Regions from separate parts of the Homo sapiens genome. Here region 1 is linked to region 2. Evidence: read pairs that join two places in POLR2A ChIA-PET (ENCODE). Cell type or tissue: A673. All regions are shown on one strand. Links, peaks and the distances in the headings refer to the core of each region. The heading gives the core; the rest is flanking DNA.

Region 1 (5,217 bases), core at 1-5,000, 150 kb before region 2:
TCCTTATTTTCTTCGGGTGGAGGACTCAGGCCAGGCGCACCCAGCCACTGGCAGCCTCCGAGAGCCGCGGCGCTGGGTAGGAAGACAGGAAGTGGCGGTGGTGAGCAACGGTAGCTCGACTCGGGCAGCACTCACAGATTTCACGGAACGTGGACGAGGCTCTCGTCATGGGCTGACCACAGAGCCACAGCAGCATGCGTGCTTTGCCCGAGTTACCTGAAACATCGCGCCCAGGAGCCAGTGACGCACAGGGAGAGTTTCAGCAAGAATGCTGGGCGGGCAGCACCTGTCCAAGACCTCATTAAGTGCTTTATTTCTATCAGGGCACTTTCAGTGACAGAGAACTTCCGAAATAAAGCTTTGGTCATTCCACACCCAACCACCCCCACAAATATACGGAATTATGTTCTCTACCACTGGAAGAATGAGGTTGCTTCAGCAAAGCAATGTTTTAAAGAGCTGCCTTAACATCATTTAGGTATCTAAAAACGTAATTGTTGTTAAATGAGAAAATTGTCAAGCAACTGTTCTCCATATTCACAAAGGGCAAAAGGGAGGGAAACAGGTTAACATCTGGGGAAGAGGCATTGATTAGACTGCATGAGTGTTTTTTATTTATTATTATTTTTTAATGGTTTAAAACTTTACTTTTTTTTAAAGACAGGGTCTCACTCTATTGCCCAGGCTGAAGTGCAGTGGCATGATTAGCCTTGAATTCCTGGGCTCAAGTGATCCTCCTGCCTCAGCCTCCTGAGTAGCTGGGACTACAGGTGCGCACCACCAAGTCTGGCTAATAATAATTATTATTATAGAATGATAAATAATATGTAATAATTATCATTATTTTATTTTGGTTTTGCTTTGTTATACAGGCTGGTCTCAAACGCCTGGATTCAAGTGTCCTTCCTACCTCAGCCCCACAAAGGGCTGAGATTACAGGTGTGAGCCACCACACTTGGCCCCACAGGCACTTTTTAATGTAAAGATGACTAATATATAAAACAGGCTTCCAAGAACAATTATAAAAACTCCCTCCCTAGAGAGACAAGACAAGGACCTGTGTATTCATTCAACAAGTGCTATAATGAACCCCTAACAAGCGCACAGCACTAAGCTAGACGCTAGGGCAGACATGAAAGAAATGCAAGAGTATCTGACAGGAGAGATGGAATTAACATGTGAAAAGCAGCCGTCACACATTCATCCAGCACACATGTGAGGGCCTCCACTGCGAAAGACACGTTGCAAGACTCCAGTGTATTATAAAATAAAGTGAGAGTTCTGCTTCTAGGAATATGGCAGACTAGACGTCCTGAAACTCTGTTATAAAGCCTTAAAATTTTAGAAAAAATACAAAGTTCAATATTTTGAAATGAATGGATAAGGTTGTAGGAAGCTCGCGTGGAACAAAGCAGAAATACAAGCTCAGGGGGCCAGCCTGCAATGATGCTGTGGCCGACTTTAAAATACCTTCCAACTCCAGATGGCTTTGGAAATCTTTTTATCCAGTGAAGTCTCACTTGATGTGTTTGTACATAAGTTTCTGCATATCTGATGGCTGTCAGGGGCCCCGTATAATGTCTTGAACATGCCTAAAATACTTTAAAATACCTTCCGACCCCAGGTGGCCTAACCTGTTTGAACAGCCTTGTTTATGGACACGGGAGATAAGCTTTGAGCTCCATTTGAACAGAAGTCAAATCAATGAACACTCCTCATCCCAAACACACACACACACACACACACAGCGCCCAGACCCAGGAAACGGTGAAGTGAGAAAAATTCTACCTCACTGGCTGGGTGTGGTGGCTCACCCTTGAAACCCTGTCTCTGCTAAAAATGTAAAAATTAGCCAGAAGTGGTGGTGGGCGCCTCTAGTCCCGGCTACTGGGGAGGCTGAGGCAGGAGAATTGTTTGAACCCAGGAGGCGGAAGTTGCAGTGAGCTGAGATCGCCCCACAGCACTTCAGCCTAGGCAACAGAGTAAAACTTTGTCTCAATAAAAAAAAAAAAAAAAAAAATTGACCTCACTGAAGCAGAGGGCAAAGAGACAGGTTCTATTTCTGCTTTGGCTCTGGGGTCATGTCTTTCAGTTCTCCCTGGGCATTCATGGACAATCTTCATGTTGATGGGGTCTGCGTAGCCTGGAAAGCCACAAGAGGAGACAACAGGGATCTGGCTGATAATGTCTGCAGTGCCAAGCAGACACAAACACAAATACTTTCTGGAAAAATGTACACTCAAACCAACTAAGCCTTAAGTATTAAATAATCCCCAGAGTAGAGTTCTAAATACTATGAGCTCAGCTGGGCACAGTGGCTCACACCTGTAATCCCAGCACTTTGGGAGGCCAAGGCGGGTAGATCATGAGATCAAGAGATCGAGACCATCCTGGCCAACATGGTGAAACCCCATCTCTACTAAAAATACAAAAATTAGCTGGGTCTGGTGGCACGCTCCTGTTGTCCCAGGTACTCAGGAGGCTGAGGCAGGAGAATCACTTGAACCCGGGAGACAGAGGTTGCAGTGAGGTAAGATCACACCACAGCACTCCAGCCTGCTGACAGAGCGAGACTTTTGTCTCAAAAAAAAAAAAAAAAATCATGAGGAAGAATGCACAGAAAGAAAAAACAATAGAACTAAATCCAAACTTCAACTAACACAACTAACATATAAAAAGATAATGACTACAATTAAAAATCGAAACGCAAACACCAGATTAGATACAATTAAAGACCAAATTAGTGGGATGGAGGATACTTTTGAATAAATTACTCAAAATGTACCCTACAGTGCCAAAAATAAAAATAAAAAATGAAAGTAATAAAGAGGTTAAGACACATAGCAGAGAAGGCCCAGCATGCATTGAGTCAGGAAAGCAGTAGCAGAGAATGTGTGTGAGAGGCAATATTAGCAAGGGTAGGACTCAGAATTTTGAGAATTGATACGGCCAGGTGTGATGGCTCATGCTTATAATCCCAGCACATTGGGACGTGGGAGGATTTTTTGAGTCAGGAGTTCAAGTCTAGCCTGGGCAACATAGTGAAACCCTATCTCAACAAAAAATACAAAAACGAGCCAGGTGTGGTGGCACATGCCTGTGGTCCCAGCTACTCAAGAGGCTGAGATAGGAGAATCGCTTGAGCCAAGAGGTTGAGGCTGCAGGAAGCTGAGATTGTGCCACTGCCCTCCAGCCTGAGTGACAGAGCAAGACCCTGTATCAAAACAAAGAAAGCAGGGTGCGGTGGCCTATACCTATAATCCCAACACTTTGGGAGGCTGAGGGGGGTTGATCACTTAAGGATGGGAGTTTGAGACCAGTCTGACCAACATGGTGAAACCCCGTCTCTACTAAAAATACAAAAATTAGCCAGATGGGGTGACATGCACCTGTAGTCCCAGCTACTTGGGAGGCTGAGGCAGGAGAAAACCTTGAACCAGGGAGGTGGACAGAGATCATTGATGTAATACATTCAGCAACTCCCACAGATCCCAAGCAGAATAATTGTTAAATGCATCCGGGGGCCAGGCACTGTGGCTCATGCCTGTAAGCCCAGCACTTTGGGAAGCTGAGGGTGATGAATCATCTGAGGTCGGGAGTTTGAGACCAGCCTGGCCAACATGGTGAAACCCTGTCTCTACTAAAAATACAAAAATTAGCCGGGCATGGTGGCGGGCGCCTGTAATCCCAGCTACTCAGGAGGCTGAGGCAGGAGAATCTCTTGAACCCAGAAGGCAGAGGTTGCCTTGAGCTGAGATTGCACCACTGCACTCCAGCCTGGGTGAGAAGAATGAAACTCTGTCTCAAAAAAAAAAAGAAGCATCTGGAAAGAAACAGCCAGAGAGAAAAGACATATGATCTACAAAGGAGTGAAAATAAAATGAACAGCTAATTACTCAGCAGCAAAAGTGAAAGTCAGGAAACTGTAGATTATTATCTTCAATATTAGTGCCGTGAGAAAGTGAGTATTGACAGGAAACTGCCTGCCCAAACAAGGCAATTCTTAAAAGAAAAAAGTAAAATTGTGACATCTTGAAGATGTTTTTGAAAGATTGTTTTTGAAAAAGCAATACTGAGAATAATTACCATTAACAGACTCTCAAAAACTCTAAAATATACAATTCCCAATAAAAGGAAATGATCACAGAGAAGTCTGAGATACAAGAAAGATTGGTGAATAAATAAAATGTGGGAACATTTTTTCTTTTGAGATGGAGTTTTGCTCTTCTTGCCCAGGTTGGAGTGCAATGGCGCAGTCTCGGCTCACTGCAACCTCCGCCTCCAGGGTACAAGTGATTCTCCTGTCTCAGCCTCCTGAGTAGCTGGGATTACAGGCGCCTGCCAACGCGCCCGGCTAATTTTTTTTTTTTTTTTTTTTTAGTAGAGATGGGGTTTCACCATGTTGGCCAGGCTGGTCTCGAACTCCTGACCTCGGGTGATCCACCCACCTTGGCCTCCCAAAGTGTTGGGATTACAGGTGTGAGCCACCGTGCCCTGCTATTTTTTTTTTTTTAAACTGAGTCTTAATCTGTTACCCAGGCTGGAGTGCAGTGATGTGATCTCGGTTCACTGCAATCTCCATCTCCCAGGTTCAAGTGATTCTCCTGCCTCAGCCTCCTGAGTAGCTGGGATTACAGGTGCCCTCCACCATGCCCAGCTTATTTTTGTATTTTTAGTAAAGACGGGGTTTCACCATGTTGGCCAGGCTGGTCTTGAACTCCTGAACTCAGGTGATCCACCCACCTCGGCCTCCCAAAGTGCTGGGATTACAGGCATGAGCCACCATGCCTGGCCTAAATGTGGGAAAATATAAATTCACTGATTATGTTAACCAATATAATGGTTAACATATATTGTGTTGAACATTATATGTGTGAAGTTGAACATTACTGGACAACAATGGTATGTTAACTGTGAGTGGAGAGATTGATGTTAAAGCATTCTGAGGTTCTTTGATTTGGGAGCAGAATAAAGTTTATTAGTTAACTTTGGATTAGGTAAAATATTCATGTGAAATATTAATAATCAATTGCAACCAATAAGGTAAGGAAAAAATGGCGGGGGGAAGGGAGTATCTCAATCAATGTGGTTAAATCTCAAAAACATAATTTTGTGCCAAACCAAGTTTACATAGTACAATAAAGCTTAAAAATAAGCAATATTCAGTAATGTATTTATTACTTAGAGATAAGTAAAAATTGGCAAAATTATAAAGAA
Region 2 (5,500 bases), core at 316-5,315:
AGTCTGGTCTTGAACTCCTGAGCTCAAGTGATCCACCCGCCTGGGTTTCCTAAAGTGCTGGGATTATAGGCGTGAGCCACCGCCTCTACTTTATACTTTCTTGTTGAAGTAGACTGTATTACTGATTTCCCAACTGCACCCTCTTTTTGGATATCCGGCCCCTCCTCAAGTCTTTGGAAAGGGCAGCACTACAAATCCAGGGACAACCAGGGAACTCCCACCCCTGCTGCTAGACAGATCAGATTCTCTATCCTGCTAATTGGAAATGACACAGAGAGTGTTCGACAGATTTTTTTTGCAGAGGAGCATCTGTAAGGAAAGTTCCAGTAACATTGGGACCAGGGGTACTGCCAGGGCAGGCCAAAGCCTCAGAGACTGGAGAAGCCTGGAGCACGTGCTCAACGTCCATCTGCAGAGCAAAGCACAAGCATGGAGCAGAAATCCAGAGTGAAGGCATGCAGGGGAGAAAAATCACCTCCCAGCCCAGTCCTTCCATGGTGGGGTCATATTTTGAGTTCTGTACTTAGATGTCTGTGAGATCGCCTATTGTATTCTTAATACAAATCTCTGGTAAGCCAGCCTAGAACAGGTTAAGATAAATGTAATGACTCGACTTGGCTGGAGCGCAGTGCGGCGATCACGGCTCACTGCAGCCTCAACTTCCTGGGCTCAGGTGATCCTCACACTTCAGCCTCCCAAGCAGCTGGGACTACAGGCATGAGCCACCATGCCCAGCTAATTTTTTTGTATTTTTTATCATAAAAATATTACAATTTTCAAAAGAAATGTTATATATATTACATTGAAAATCACTGATTGCTTTTTCTTCGTCTTTTTTTCTGTGAATGTGTAGGTGTTTGAGTATCTTGTATTTCTTCTTTTACACAGGATATGGGCTGTTTGAAAACTATTTCATTATCTTCATCATCATCCTTCATTTCAGCCACTTCAGATTTTCATCTCTCCAAAAATGTTGATGTACAAACCGGTGTGGGGCCCTGGCTATCCACAGTCTTTTCAAGAGTGTCAGGAGTGCCTAAAACCTTTTTCTTCTTCTTACGTAAAACCTGGCCTTTTGTAGACATCCGATGATTCGTTTTTGAAATGCTTTCCATTTTCTGTAAAATCAAAGAAGGAAAATCATAGTCAATTCCTTTTTAAGCTAATTTCTTCCGAGAAATCTTTCTTTCTTTCTTTCCTTTTTAAATCGCTCCTCCATCCGTAGCTTTTGTGTAAGTGCCGATTCTGATTATACCGTTTCACTGATGGATATGACGGCTGCTTAAATGGAATATTCCAGTCTTTAAAAGAGTTATTTCTGTACTTTTTCAGGTGGCATAAAATGACACTCCAAGAGTCTTTCACCAAATAGGTAGCTGTTCATTGTTTCAGTAACTATCTTGGCAACATCCTCAGACTCAAACTCCACAAATGCATAGCCTTTGCTATTTCCAGTCCTTTTCTTTCTGGACAGTCTGAACCTTGTAACAGTGTCACACTGGGAGAAATAGGAAAGGATCTGGGTTTCCTTAAGTAGATTAGGTAGGTGGCGCACATAGACTACACCAGGAGAAAGTTGTTTTTGTTTTTTTTTTTTCGCTTGGTTATGCGCTTGTGAACCTGTGCCACTTCCTTCTGCAACTCGGCATCTTCCTGCGGGTTCAGCGACAGGATTGGCCCAGCCGAGCGGGAAAAGGCCGCCATGCCAAAAGTGGCCCAGCAGCTCCAGGCGGCGCTCCCGGAAACTCCCAATTTTTTGTATTTTTAATACAAAGAGGGTTTCGCCATGTTGCCCAGGCTGGTCTAGGACTCCTGGACTCAAGCGATCTGCCTGCCATGGACTCTCAAAGTGCTGGGATTATAGGCGTGAGCCACTGCACCCAACCTCGACTTTGAAATATATGTTGTACATCCCAGTCAGCAGTGAACTCTGGGGAACACCAAAGATGAGGATAATGAGAGAAGAGATACCTCCAATTAAAAGAGTTCAGATAAGATGCTTGAACTTATGTTTTAAAAAATCCTTCCAGGCTGGGCACAGTGGCTCACACCTGTAGTCACAGCATTTTGGGAGGCTGAAGTGAGCGAACGGCTTGAGCCTAGAAGTCTGAGACCTGCCTGGGCAACATGGCAAAACCCCATCTCCACCAAAAATGCAATAAAATAGCCGGGCGCGGTGGCGCCTGTGGTCCCAGCTACTCAGGAGGCTGAGGTGGGAGGTCAAGGCTGCAGTGAGGTGAGATCTACCACTCCACTCCAGCCTGGGTGACAGAGTGAGACCCCGTCTTACAAAAAAAAAAAAAAAAAAAGTCACTGTTTTGGGGTTTTCTGGATGAAAACTTTGTTTCCATAAAAAAAAAGTGTGGCGACAGTATGTATTACTGATTCAAAATTATAACCAGATGCTTAGAGTAAATAATTGTATCTATTGTTTCAAAAACCAACCTCAGGATTATTAAAAATTAGTTTTATTGGATTTTTTTTTTAAGTTGTCCTGATTCACTCAGGTCTGTCACTTCCAAGCCCATGTTTTACTACTTCGTAACCCTATTTGGAAGGAAAATTGCAACTAAGATTACGATCCGTCCTGAGATGAAAAGTTTCACACATATACACCACACATACCCTCACCACAGTATGATGACACAGTGACCCAACCTTAGGCAAAAGGGTACCACTGCCAGCAAATGCATTTTTTAATTTATTTCTTCTAAAAGCAGCATATGCATTTAACATTTTATTGAGATTCTCAACAGCTGCCATTTGGTTTGTTTAGCAAATTGTTTACAAAGTAACCTTTTTCCATTTTTGATATTTTAATGAAAATTATGTTCTTCAGTTTTAAAGTCCTGTCCCTCTCCCAAAGAAAGATTAATAACTAACTACCAAGTAATGATTATTTAGGAAAATAACAAAAGCAAAAACAGCTTTTAAACACTTGTGAAACAGGGGTAAGTGTTCGAATCAAGACCTTCTGGGCCCACTGGAGGTGCTAGGCTGCCTCAGGACACCATCAGCACTTCACCATCCACAACATCCTCAACAGCTGGGAGCCAAGCGCAGACCCCGGGGGGCTTCCTGTTCCACAAGCTCCACTCTCTTTTTCCTCTCCACCCTTGCTATTGGGCCTCCCCTCCAAATCTGCCTGACAAAGGCAGCAGGATCTTTAATACTGTTCAGCTTTGTAAATGGAGACTGGATACTGTAGAAAGTTAAGAAATTCCCTGGTCCAGTCTGGGGGAGGAAAAAATACACAATGTATCATGGATGGTTTCACTTTCTTGTCCACTCAGACACATGCTCATTCTTGTTAAATGGATGTATCAGATGCTTCAAAAGTCCTGATGTGTAGTAGCACAAAAATTCCCTGTAAAAAAGAAGTCGCAAAATAATAAAAATTTCTGCACCAGTTCAGGGTCCTGATGACAAAGCTGGTTCTGATAAGTAGCTATTTTGACATGCACAGCAGCTTCCTCTACAAGTCCTGTGTTTGGAGGGTTTCATTTAGATCAGAGGAAGTTGGAATCCAAGTTTAAAAGGCTCTCTGCTGACAAAATGTGATATATCCATCAGTGGATTTCTACTCAGTAATGAAAAGAACAAACTACTAAAACATGTTATATGTCATAGAACAACCTCAAAAACATTAGCTAAGTAAAAGAGCCAGACACGAGACCACATATGGTGTAATTCCATTGATTTGAAATTTTCAAAAAAGGCAAATTTATAGAGACAGAAATGGGCTGATTTACCTCAAAAGGCAGGGATTCAAGCTCTCTAGACTACACATGATACATACATGAGAAAAAATAAGGAAAAGAAATTTAAATATAAATAAATGAAAATAATACTTCTCCCTGATTATAACGAAAATCTTTTGTAATTCTTTTTGTAATAATTCTTTTTGTAATAATTTGTAATTATTTTTGTAATAATTTGGAAGACAAAATATGAAGAAATTTTTTTGTAATAATTTGGAAGACAAAATATAAAGAAAAATCTTTAATTTTGCCACTCAAAACATTCTGGTTTGTTGTTTTCTATAGTTTTTTATGCATATAAACATTTTAAAAGGTAGAATCATAGTATATGGTCTTTTGTCACTTACTATGTTTTGGGCATATTTCTATGGCAGTCAATACATCCTTGCATCATCATTTTTAATGGCTGGATGTATCTTAAGTTAATCATTGCCACCCCAGAGGTAAATTTTTTTATGTATACATTTTAATGGACTCGAGCAATCATTTTTGGACTGAATTCATAGAAGTAGAATTTCTGGAGGAAAATAACATAAAACAGTTTTAGGGTTTTTAATAGAAATTTTCAAATTATCCTGCAGGAAAATTGGTTCAGTTTATACTCCCACCAACAAGGACAGAGCTCCAGTTTCCCCCTTCCATTTGTCCTCTATGCTGGTCTCTAAGCAGAAAATCTCATTGTTTTCATTACATTTCTTTGGTTTCTAGTGCTTTTGAACCTTTTTTATATGCTTATTTGCCATTTTTATTCTTGTGGAAAGTGTCTGTTTCTCCATTGCCTATTTTCTGGCCAAACTCCAAAGTCACATTTCACTTAATTTTTATCCTGCTGATTGAAAGCATTTTAACTTAGTGATTTTAATGTAAACAGGAGCAGGACAGACTGTAATTATCTAGGTCTCGCTCTTTCACCCAGCCTGGAGTGCAGTGGCACGATCATAGCTACTGTAGCCTTGAACTCCTGAGCTCAAGCAATTTTCCTACTTCAGCCTCCCAAGTAGCTGCAACTACAGGTGTGTGCCACCACGCCCAGCTAGTTTTTTCAATTTTTTGTAGAGATGTGAATTCGCTATGCTGCCCAGGCTGGTCTTGAACTCCTGACTTCAGGTAATCCTCCCACCTTGGCTTGGCAAAGTGCTGGGATTACAGGCATGAACTACTGCTCCCAGCTGAGAGCTCACTTCTGTTTGCTAGTGGTGTTCTTGGTATCTTTTCATATTTGAGGCTTTGGTGCTAGTGCTAAAGTATTATACTCACTATCAGAGGTTTACAGGACTTTTGTTTTAATATTGAACAGATGGAACTGTTTAGTTCTGCATCTTTGCAGTCATCCAAAAATGTGCCTACCAGGACTCTGGTTTATATCCATTGAAAGCAAGAAGTAATACAGTAAAACTTTGCCTGGCTAGAGGCTTTGAAAGAATGGAGTATTCTGGTTTAATTCTATTAACTTGGAAGTATGAAGATGAAAATAATTCAAAACTTACATTTCCTGTTGAATGCAACTTGAAAATATAGCCAATGATTCCACTTTTCTTCTTTAGTAAGTTTGGACATTCTGATCTACTTGGTGTTTTATTTTTATTTTATTTTATTTTTTGAGATGGAATTTTGCTCTTGTTGCCCAGGTTGGAGTGCAATTGTGTGATCTCGGCTCACCACAACCTCTGTTTCCCAGGTTCAAGCGATTCTTCTGCCTCAGCCTCCCAAGTAGCTGGGATTACAGGCATGTGCCACCA

The links. Peaks named below come from ENCODE experiments on the same cell type or tissue, not always from the same donor. Only the 100,000 strongest peaks of a DNase experiment are listed, where the experiment ranks them.
Region 1: POLR2A ChIA-PET joins it to region 2 with 5 read pairs; 4 of 35 experiments call an interaction of 5 or more read pairs at or near these places.

What each region holds. Positions count from the first base shown.
Region 1 is chr10:30,524,532-30,529,748 of GRCh38, reverse strand. LOC105376478 (a long non-coding RNA gene) reads right to left here and starts at 86. Exons shown (of 2, transcript XR_007062102.1): 1 at 1-86. RefSeq lists an enhancer at 30-179. In A673, for the core only: no CTCF peak of the experiment used is centred there; no DNase peak of the experiment used is centred there.
Region 2 is chr10:30,376,378-30,381,877 of GRCh38, reverse strand. It overlaps the pseudogene NIFKP1. Among named protein-coding and RNA genes, the nearest start is that of MIR7162, 10 kb to the right of the region's middle. In A673, for the core only: no CTCF peak of the experiment used is centred there; a DNase peak (open chromatin) is centred at 3,077; H3K4me3 peaks cover 402 bases; H3K27ac peaks cover 862 bases.